3 separate regions of the Homo sapiens genome follow, and regions 1 and 2 are each linked to region 3. A link is a contact called in ENCODE Hi-C or POLR2A ChIA-PET data. All regions are on one chromosome and are shown on one strand. Each heading gives the region's core, a stretch centred on a gene start or an enhancer-like site at or near the end of the contact. The rest is flanking DNA. Distances are from core to core; before and after follow the strand shown. Region 1 overlaps PECR (peroxisomal trans-2-enoyl-CoA reductase). Region 2 overlaps LINC00607 (long intergenic non-protein coding RNA 607). Region 3 has its middle 75 kb from the start of LINC00607.

What was found. A loop is a pair of places that touch in the nucleus more often than their neighbours do. ChIA-PET counts read pairs that join two places held with the same protein, here RNA polymerase II (POLR2A). Pooled maps may share reads with other maps.
Region 1: a loop to region 3 is called in a map with no recorded cell type, with 6 times the contacts of the local background. The contact joins two enhancer-like sites. A Hi-C loop is called at or near these places in 1 of 37 single-sample maps with no recorded cell type and 2 of 50 pooled maps. POLR2A ChIA-PET finds 5 or more read pairs at or near these places in 2 of 52 experiments (GM12878 and OCI-LY7).
Region 2: a map of mammary epithelial cell shows a loop between it and region 3 (5-fold over the local background). The contact joins two enhancer-like sites. A Hi-C loop is called at or near these places in 3 of 168 maps with a recorded cell type or tissue (chondrocyte, mammary epithelial cell and prostate gland) and 8 of 50 pooled maps. POLR2A ChIA-PET finds 5 or more read pairs at or near these places in 2 of 52 experiments (AG04450 and Panc1).

The regions. Positions count from the first base shown.
Region 1 is chr2:216,056,242-216,059,521 of GRCh38, forward strand. PECR (peroxisomal trans-2-enoyl-CoA reductase) reads right to left here. Exons shown (of 8, transcript NM_018441.6): 4 at 2,654-2,735. Among named protein-coding and RNA genes, the nearest start is that of PECR, 24 kb to the right of the region's middle. RefSeq lists enhancers at 1,707-1,886, 1,947-2,006. Within about 2 kb of position 1,555, at least 9 of the 41 ENCODE cell types and tissues checked have a DNase peak (open chromatin) inside an H3K27ac peak, as active enhancers do; they include GM12878, where a contact is called at or near this core.
Region 2 is chr2:215,663,295-215,666,681 of GRCh38, forward strand. The region is part of intron 5 of LINC00607 (long intergenic non-protein coding RNA 607); the gene reads right to left. It overlaps LOC102724861 (a long non-coding RNA gene), which reads left to right. Exons shown (of 8, transcript NR_187737.1): 3 at 2,086-2,151. Among named protein-coding and RNA genes, the nearest start is that of LINC01614, 53 kb to the right of the region's middle. Within about 2 kb of position 1,662, at least 7 of the 41 ENCODE cell types and tissues checked have a DNase peak (open chromatin) inside an H3K27ac peak, as active enhancers do.
Region 3 is chr2:215,916,574-215,919,814 of GRCh38, forward strand. No RefSeq gene overlaps it. Among named protein-coding and RNA genes, the nearest start is that of LINC00607, 75 kb to the left of the region's middle. Within about 2 kb of position 1,903, at least 4 of the 41 ENCODE cell types and tissues checked have a DNase peak (open chromatin) inside an H3K27ac peak, as active enhancers do; they include GM12878, where a contact is called at or near this core.

The DNA.
Region 1 (3,280 bases), core at 305-2,804, 140 kb after region 3:
CTAAAATTTAAAAAAAAGGAGTGCTCAATCTCTGACATTCATCCTCCTCTTCTATTGTAGAGGATACCTAAAGCCATGTCTTTCAAATTGTAAATTACAACACAATGCTAATAGTGAAATAAAATTAGCAAGTAATAAGCAGCAAGTGTAAAAAAAGAAAATACAACAGAGTAGACCACAATAAAATTGAAAATATCAGCCGGGTGTGGTGGCTCATGCCTGTAATCCCAGCACTTTGGGAGGCTGAGGCAGGTGGATCACCTGAGGTCAGGAGTTCGAGACCAGCCTGACCAACATGGTGAAACCCCGTCTCTACTAAAAATACAAAAAACTACTGGACGTGGTGGTGGGTGCCTACAACCCCAGCTACTCAGGAGGCTGAGGCATAAGAATCACTTGAACCCAGGAGGCAGAGGTTGCAGTGAGCCAAGATCGCCCCATTGCACTTCAGCCTGGGCAACAGGAGCAAAACTCCATCTCAGAAAAAAAAAAAAAAAAAAAGGAAAGAAAGAAAAATCAGAGTGCACAATACATAGTAAGAATGTTTGCTTCACGAATTTTGTTTTGCCTATAGACACATATACACATATGTGTTTACTAGGTCAAGATGTAAAATTTCTTACTATGAGTCATGGTCCAAAGTGTGAAGGCCACTGGAAAAGGAAACGATTCTTAAGAGAACAAAAGCAAGAAGTATCTGAAACACTTCTTTTCCATGTTAAAGACAAGCTGTGTTTTTTTTCTAGCCAACCGAATATCAGAAAAGCCAGTGATTTCATTTCAAAAATGTATTTTAAGAAAAGAAACTCTCATTACTTCTTACATATGCATGAAAGAGGACACATTTCACTCATAAAGGAACTACAACTTTTCTAAAGGGCAGTTTGGCAATATCTCTTAAAATTACAAAGGCATTTGGCTTTGGACTTAGCAATTATACCTCTTGCAATTTAGGCTACACACTATCTGATGTACAGAAAATGTTACTTACTGCAGGTGTTTAGTTTGGTTTTGGTAATAACAAAAGGTTGGAAACAACCCAAATGCTCACCAACTGGAAAATGGTTACACAAATCATTCCTTACTTATGGTTTATAAAAGTGGCATATTAGCCATAAAAAAATAAGAAGAAATCTCTTTAGACTCTGTTAAGAAAATATCTCCAGGATATTTGCTTCATTTGAGAACATCAAGATACAGAATAGTGTTTATAGCATCCTAAATTTGTGGTTAAAATGTAGGAAAAAGATATGCCCCCAAAACTATTAACACTAGTTGCCTGTGAGGATGGGAAATGCCAGAAAGAACCTACAATCTGAATTATTTCTTCCAAGATGCTAAAATAGGTAAATACATTTAGTAAAGAATAATGAGCAGGAAAAGAAGGTAGAGTGGTATCAATGGCCTGCACACCATTTTTTACTCTGTTTTTAGTAACATCACATTGATTTCCACTTGAGGAAGTACCTCTTGCCTGTTCTCAGTCCATGTCTGAGCGATGATGACCACAGTTCCTCATTCCTCAGGCTGACCATGCATAGCAGAGCAACCTCATTTCTACAGTTTTTGGTTAATGACTGAACACATAACCAGGCAGGGTCAGTTAATGAGTATCCTCTCTGGGACCTGCTGGCACCATTAATATTGTTTTTGCTGGCATGACTTGAGAGGCACTCTCTCACTGGAGAGTTAAGAACAGCTAGAGTGTTGACCTGTAACTCTTGCTAGTACTCGCCTTTTGCCACACCTAGAGACAGCCTGCCTGAGAATGTACGCAGACATGAAGAAAGCAAAACCAAAAGGAGAGGCAGCTTCCTGCTAACATTGTGGCTGAACCTAACATGCCCTTTCCGCAGTGGCTCTGCAGGTACCAGGATCCCCTCCAGGGCTTGCACGACGGCTGCGCTCTGCCCCCAGAGTTTCTCTTGCAGCAGATCTGGTGTGGGGCTGGATAATTTGCTGTGCTAACAACTTCTCCCAAGTGATGGGGATGTGGCTGGTCTGGAAGCCACTTTTGGAGAACCACTGCCCTAGATTTTTACTTAAGCCAAGTTGAATTTTATTTTTATCCTATACATGTTTGGGAGTTCTGCATAATCCAGGAAATGAGCAGGGTACTAAAATTTGCATAAAGGAGGCATGCTGTCTGTGTACAGAGTGGCTAATCAGAGGCACAAAACCTTAGAAACTTTTGGAGAAAAAATCCTGGATTATCTGTTAGGAGGAACAACTTAGCAGTCCTGTGTAAAATCAAGTAGCTATATTAATGGTATTCAAATCTAAATTAACACAGATTAGTTTCATTTCTATACTTTAACAAATAAGCTATTCCTAGACAGTGATGGCCAGTTTAGTCACATCGGGATTAGAGTTGCCCAAGAAAACACAAGACATCCAGTTTAATCTGAACATCAGACAAAAAACAAATACTATTTTCCCTTTCCTTGGTAAATCTGGCAGTCCGCATCTGGATGAAAATGTTTTAGAAGTACTTTGAATTTTAAGTTCAAATAAAATAAAATGTTAACTGTTAGAATCACAGCTCATTAAAGGTATTAATGATCTTGATTTAAGAAATGTTCCCTAACATGCTTCCCCCAATCAGAAGACAAAACTCAAAGACTTAGAAAGAAAACTATATAAAAACGCTTACACAGCTAATGGAAATCCAGCTTTAGTAGGGACAATGATATTGACGATAGATCCTCCATGCTCTTTCATCCAGGAGCTGTAAACTGCAGGATAGAGGCAAACTCAATCATTAAATTTTTAAAGTATCCTGGCCCTCCTGATACCTTGTTTCAGCACACTGCCTGTTTGATATGTTTTACACGTCCATTTACATTTCCTTATAAAAAGCCTGACTGAGGTAAAATTTATACATCATAAAATTCATCTACTTTAAGTGTGCAATGTAATGACTTTTAATAAATATACGGAGTTATGCAACCATTACCACAATCCAGCTTGAGAACCTTTCCATCACCCCAAAAAGTTCCTTCACACCCATCTGCAGCTTAACCCATCCCCAGGTAAACACTCATCTTTCTGTTTCTCTAGATTTGCCTTTACCTTTTCGAAAATCTAATGTAAAGTGAATCACACAATACGTGGTCTTTTGTGTCTAACTTCTTCCACTTAGAATCATGTTTGTGAGGTTCATCCACGTTGTAATGTGTTAATAGTTCCTTTTTGATTGCCGAGTAGTATTCCATTATGTGGATATGCCATGTTTTATTTATCCACTTATCAGCTGATAAACATTTGGATAGTTCCACTT
Region 2 (3,387 bases), core at 412-2,911, 250 kb before region 3:
AATCAGCCAGGCATGGTGGCTCACGCCTGTAATCCCAGCACTTTGGGAGGCCGAGGTGAGTGGATCACCTGAGGTCAGGAGTTCGAGACCAGCCTGGCCAACGTGGCGAAACCCTGTCTCCACTAAAAATACAAAAATTAGCCAGGCATCGTGGCGTGTGCCTGTAATCCCAGCTACTTGGGAGACTGGGGCAGGAGAATCGCTTGAACCTGGGAGGCAGAAGTTGCAGTGAGCCAAGATCGCACCACTGTATACCAGCCTGGGCAACACAGCAAAACTCTGGCTAAAAAAAAAAAAAAAAAAATTAGACTTAGCACTGAGTCACGCTTCTTGAGAAGCCCCAGAACAGAGTTCCTATCATAGAGAACCAGAGGGGAGTCTACCCCCAGCACCGAAGATGTATTCCAAACCTTCTAGCAGGGTCCCATGTGAGGTACAGGACTCGGTGAGAGGAGGGGGGCCTGCCTGAGACAAGTGGGGTAGGTAGTCACCTAGAAGACATGTTTTAAGGAAACAAAGACCCATTCACCTACAGATCTGTCTACCACGAGCCTGTCAAATCCAGTTAGAGCCAATCCTTTGGATTAAAAAATATTGGCTCAAACTGGCCTTTTCAATTAGAGGCATGGAAACACACTATGACCTAACTGTCTTTTAAAATCTTAGCACCAACAATTCATTAAGTGTATATCTTTGACTCAGCCACCCATCAAGACTTTGAGACAACACACAGAACACATCATCTTTGGTGGAAGTTGGAAGAGTAAAACACTGCTTGAGATGAAGATGTCAGGGTTGAAAGAAGGCACCAAATAAACAAGAAGTCTTATCAGTGGAGATAGCAAGAAAGCCTGGAAAAGATGGTGCCAAACTGGAAAATATGGTGCTAAAGAGGACAGGAATGGGAATACCAAAGACAAACCTTACTTAGCCATCAGTTTGTCTGCATCAGTACTGTAGAGAGGCTACTAAGGGGGACTATTACAGAAGGAAAACAGTCTGAAAGAGATTATTATAGAGGGAAAGAACTTGAGGAAATTGAAGGATTCTCACACTTTGGAAAAAGTAAATTCTCCTACTCTGGTCCTATTTAATCCACTGTGTGTGTATGTGTGTGTGTGTGTGTGAGAGAGAGAGAGAGAGACAGAGCGATAATTCTTGGAAGCAAACCCTCTCTTTTCTCACCCTGAATTCCATGTTATCACTATTTTACACTGAGTTAGGAGGATCTTCTGCCCACACATTTGTATTATTGCTTTTCTTTTAAGTATCTTAATTCTATAGTAAAATTTGCCATAAAATATTCATAGATGGATGGGCCTAGCTCTTTAGCCATAGGTCCAGCAGGACTTACTTACATTAAATGTACCATGATATTCTAGATGTTTTAGATTATATATCAGAGAGTCAAGTGAAAAATCAGAAAGTGTTTTATGTCTATACAGAATCTTAATGATGTCTTTTTTTTTAAAGTATTATAGGAAGTGTGTTGGAAAAATATTTTGAAAACAGTAGATTTGAAAGCCCCATTTTGCTCACTTTACTCAAGTATCTGCCTCCTTAAGGTTCTAAGATTTGCCATCATCAATTAGCTGTGCAAACCATGCTGACAAAATCCCTTTTAGAATAGTTTCTTTCACCACCAACTTGCTTCAGAGCCTCACAAAATGACTCATCTAAATGAGACGGGTCCTCTGGCCCAAAGGGAACAGCTAAGTGACTGACTAATGTTTTACACTTGGGAGAGAACAGGAAATTAGCTGCATGTTTACTGTGAGGAGACACTGAAGAATTGTAAGGAAGTACCTTTAAATACTTGAGTCCCCAAAAATGTTGCTTCACCATTTGCCTAAATGTTGCTTTTAAGTTGGAAGTGTCTCAGTTTCTAAGTGAGGGTTGGATGGTGTTACTATAAGGCACACAAAATTAACTAATAAAAGTCATTTCAGTTTCAACATTAAAAAAAATGAAAGTCCAAAGTTCCTGGATGAAAGAAAGGAGGCCTCAATTACATTATGACATATTTTACTTTTGTCTCTCTGGTGAGATAGAGTACAATTAACAAGATTCTCTTTCAATTTACAGTTAAGCCAGACATCTAAAACCAAGATGACGATGAAACTTTTCAAGTTGACACATCTTACGAGTTTTGTATGGATTTCAGTGAAATTTTTTCAATGAATTTTTTGAAAGATTGCATGCTTGCCACAAGTTCTACAGTTCATAGGACTGATAGTGTTCTAACCTTTCTTGCCTGCTACAAAATTCCCATGGTCCATACTCTCTCAACCACTGTATAGCTACCATTTATAACCAAAAAAAAGTCACTTTCTAGGTACAGTGTTTTCATAACTTCAGACTTAACCAGATGATCTAGACAAATTATTTTTTTAAAAAAATATTCAGTGAAACCCCTACTAAAAAATACGAAAAATTAGCTGGGCGCGGTGGCGGGTGCCTGTAGTCCCAGCTACTCGGGAGGCTGAGGCAGGAGAATGGCATGAACCCAGGAGGCGGAGCCTGCAGTGAGCCGAGATAGGGCCACTGCAGTCCCGCCTGGGTGAAAAAGCGAGACTCTGTCTCAAAAAAATAAATAAATAAAATATTACACAGTTCTTTTTTATTGATTTTGGTGGGAAGATTTCTACCGTTGATTGTATTGTGTTAGTCTTTTCATCAAAGGACATTTCATTTTCTTTGTCTACCTATTCAGCACTTCCTCATGAAACACTTCACTGCACAGGAATAATAAGTGTTGTCTATTGACTAATGTCAACAGCCAACCCTTCATTATCTTTCCTATTGGGGAAAGAGAAAATATGATTAAATTGAATCTGCTGTTTATCCCAAATTACACTTTTGCTGAGATTTTTTAACATTCTTTGCCACCAAACCTGATGATAACATGCGAAAATTGATCTTTTTTTTTCACCTCTCCCCTGTCCTTTTCTTTGAAGATTCACTGTAAAGAATTTTGTAGACTGTGGACAAATACTGAAATGCCAAAAGCATGTAACCTTTTAGATTAGACCAACAAACAATCACAGACATCATCACATTGGCTTTATCTCATTAGTGTAAATCTATTAAAACAACCACTGAAAGCTACTGTTGCTTTAGATGGATGCTTAGGAGCTAAATTATTTGCTCTATTCACAAGAAGGATTGTCTCCAAAATCCTCCTTAGTTTTGAATAGGAAAGTAGACCCTCATGTCTCTGCAGATTGTCTACACACAATGCACTGGGTCAAGAGTCAAGGATGGCCCTGTCTATTTTTAATTTAGAATAAATGCACAACCAGTTTAGCAAAATGAAATTTGTACTTTTAGTTCTCTATTTTCAGATTTTTCATATGCTGAATGATTTAAGACTTCCATTTGTGCATT
Region 3 (3,241 bases), core at 653-3,152:
ACCAAAACCAAGAGAGAGGCCTCTGGTTGTCCTCACTGCTACACTCCCACCAGCGCATGACAGTTTACAATGACAGTTTACAAATGCCATGGCAACTTCAGGAAGTTACCCTATGTGGTCTAAAATAGGTTATGGAGAAATACCAATGGTGTATTTACAGAAAACAAAATTTACTTGCATGTCTATGGACAAAGAACTGTTTGTATCACTACTGGTTATCTACATGCCTATATGGCATGAATAATCCACCCCTTGTTTAGCATATCATCAAGAAATAACCATAAAAATGGGCAACCAGCAGCCCTCGAGGCTGCTCTATGGAGTAGCCATTCTTTATTCCTTTACTTTCCTAATAAACTTGCTTTCACTTAACTCTATGGACTCACCCTGAATTCTTTCTTGCACGAGATCCAAGAACCTTCTCTTGGGGTACAGGTCGGGACCCCTTTCCTGTAACACTTAGGGCAGATTCTTAGGCAGCCAATTCTATCTGAAAGGAGAAGAGGAGAATATTTTAATTCTTTTGTTCCCTCAGCATATTACAGCTACAAAAATTAAATAAATCTTCCCAGTGCTAGTATTCGTGATCCATCAGTCCAAAATTCGAGTGTGTTATGCTATTTCCAGTAGTCAAAGATCCCTTCGGTGAAAGGGGAGGAAGAGCAGTTAAAACTCTATTCTGCCACTCTGTATTGCCTTTCATCTTTTATTAAAATGACAGGTTGCTAATTTGTCCTTCCATTAATGAGAATGTTTTTTGTTTGTTTGTTTGTTTTGAGACAGGGTCTCGCTCTGTTGCCCAGGCTGGAGTGCAGTGGTGCGAACTAATGAGGATGTTTTTAACTGATCCCCACTCTTTCATCTCATCTATTTTATGGCTTGAAATGAGTTCAGGTCATTAATTGAGCATTTACTATAGGGTAGGCATTGTTTTATTTGCTGGGAATTCATAGACCTCAAAGAGCTCACAGTTTGAAAGGGTCACTTTCACATAAATGAGTATTTATAATACAATGTAGCCATGCAGCACATAATAAACCTGTACATTTTCAGGACAACTGTTCTGCAGGAGACGTCCAGCCTGTGGCTAGTTAACGCAACTAAAGTTTCAGCAAAGCACTCAAGCGTAAGGTCCTTAAAGTTTTTCTCATTAAGTTTTTGTTTTTTTGTTTTTGTTTTTGAGATGGAGTCTCGCTCTGTCGCCCAGGCTGGAGTGCAGTGGTGCCATCAGGGCTCACTGCAAGCTCCGCCTCCCAGGTTCACGCCATTCTCCTGCCTCAGCCTCCCGAGTAGCTGGGACTACAGGCGCCCGCCACCACGCCCGGCTAATTTTTTTATATTTTTAGTAGAGACGGGGTTTCACCGTGTGTTAGCCAGGAGTCATTAAGTTTTAATAAGTCCAACCATCTCCAGACCAGAACCCCTCTGAATATGAAATAGGAGAAGTGAGATATCTCACACAGTAGCTATCAAGTTACTACTCACAAGCCAGAAAATGTCAGGGCTTACTTTGGCTTTCAAGTTCACAGTTCCATGAAATACAGAGTTAGGAAGGCTATCTTGATGAGCATTCTTCATTGGACCTCTCTGCCTTTGGACTTTTCTCTGCCTTGGACATTCGGGGAGCTGTTCTGCTTGGGGGTGCCTTTGTTAAGTGAAATGGGCAATTCATTTCCCTGACCACCAAGAGACATCCAGAATTTGTCATGTTTTATGAGTAATTTTGAAAGTGCTTACTAGACCTCCCTCCCTTTTCAACTGCTCAGGCTCAGTAAGCTTTTAAACTTTCTATTTCGTTACAGTACAAACAACTCTACAAGCAGGCCTCCTGCTTCTCCCCTCAGGCTATGCAGAATTATTCATACTCAAGGTCTAAAGAGGAACATCAGCACGAAGGAAAAACAGACTAAAGAGTGAAAACAAATTAGCAATCCAAACAGCTCTCTCCCAGCCTGTCACTGGAAGGCCTTTGGTGTCTCATTCCAGAGTCAAGGGGTTTTCTGAGTTGAAGATTAAAGGATACATTTTCAGGGCTCAGAGAACAGACAATCTGTGAAATGCATATTCACCCAAGGCAGCCAGAACAAGGTGCGCATATGAAGAACCGGGATGGGCCTTCACCCCAAACCAGATGAGCCTTGTATGGATAGTCGGTATTTTGCACCCACTGGGCTCGAGTCTTTCATATTTTATTCATGCTTGGGTAAGGAAAAAAAGAAAGAAGAAAGAAAGAAAGAAAGAAAAAGAAAGAAAGAAAGAAAGAAAGAGAAAAAGAAAGAAAGAAAGAAAGAAAGAAAGAAAGAAAGAAAGAAAGAAAGAAAGAAAGAAAGAAAGAAAGAAAGAAAGGCCATTAAGCTCTCTTTGGGAATGTGGGAAATCTTATCTTAGTTATTCTCAACCAGGGTGATTTTGCCCCACAAAGAAACATGTGGCAAGTGTCTGAAGATATTTTTGATGGTCAAAACTGGCACTGGGAGGTGTTGCTGGCATGTAGTGGGTAAATAAGAAGGAGAAGGCTGAGCACCCTGTGAGGCACATGATGACCCCCACAACTAAGATTTATCTGTTCCAAGATGTAGTTAGTGCAAAGGTTGAGAATCTCTGCCTTAAAATGTAAAGCAGTAAAAACAGAACGTTAAGAAAGCTCCTCCCTCTCTCATGTGTATATTTGTGTATGTCTCTGTTTCCATCTCTCTCTCTCACACACACACACACACACAAACACACTGCCGGCTTCATAGGGGTGAAACCTATGCACATGAGCAGGGTCCCATACTCAGAACAGTTCCTGTACTTGATGTAATCCTCTGCTTCACTATCTTGAAATTCTCAATAATTTTGCATGAGAGGCCCCATATTTTCCTTTTGCCCTGGGCCCTGCACATTACGTATCTGGCCCTGCATGCAAATGCCTGTGCAAGAGACACTCAGCATTTCATGCAGTAGAACCATATGTTCTCCACTACCCTCTTTTTTCTCCCCTAACATTCCACTTTATTATAGTAGTGCATGCTTTCATTCTGTTTTTGAAACCTCTCTTTGGGTTATGGCAGAGCCAACGCTGGAAAATAGACGTGTGTCATGGATTCTGAAGCGTCTGCATATTTTCTTCTTGCCCATCAAACTCTCTAGAAAATCCATACAGGGCACCAAGTGGCAGTCAGCAGATCGTGCGACATAAAAATTTTCTCAAAGACGCTGGAAAGAAGCTGCAGAGGCTTTTCTTTCCTGCAAGGGCAGC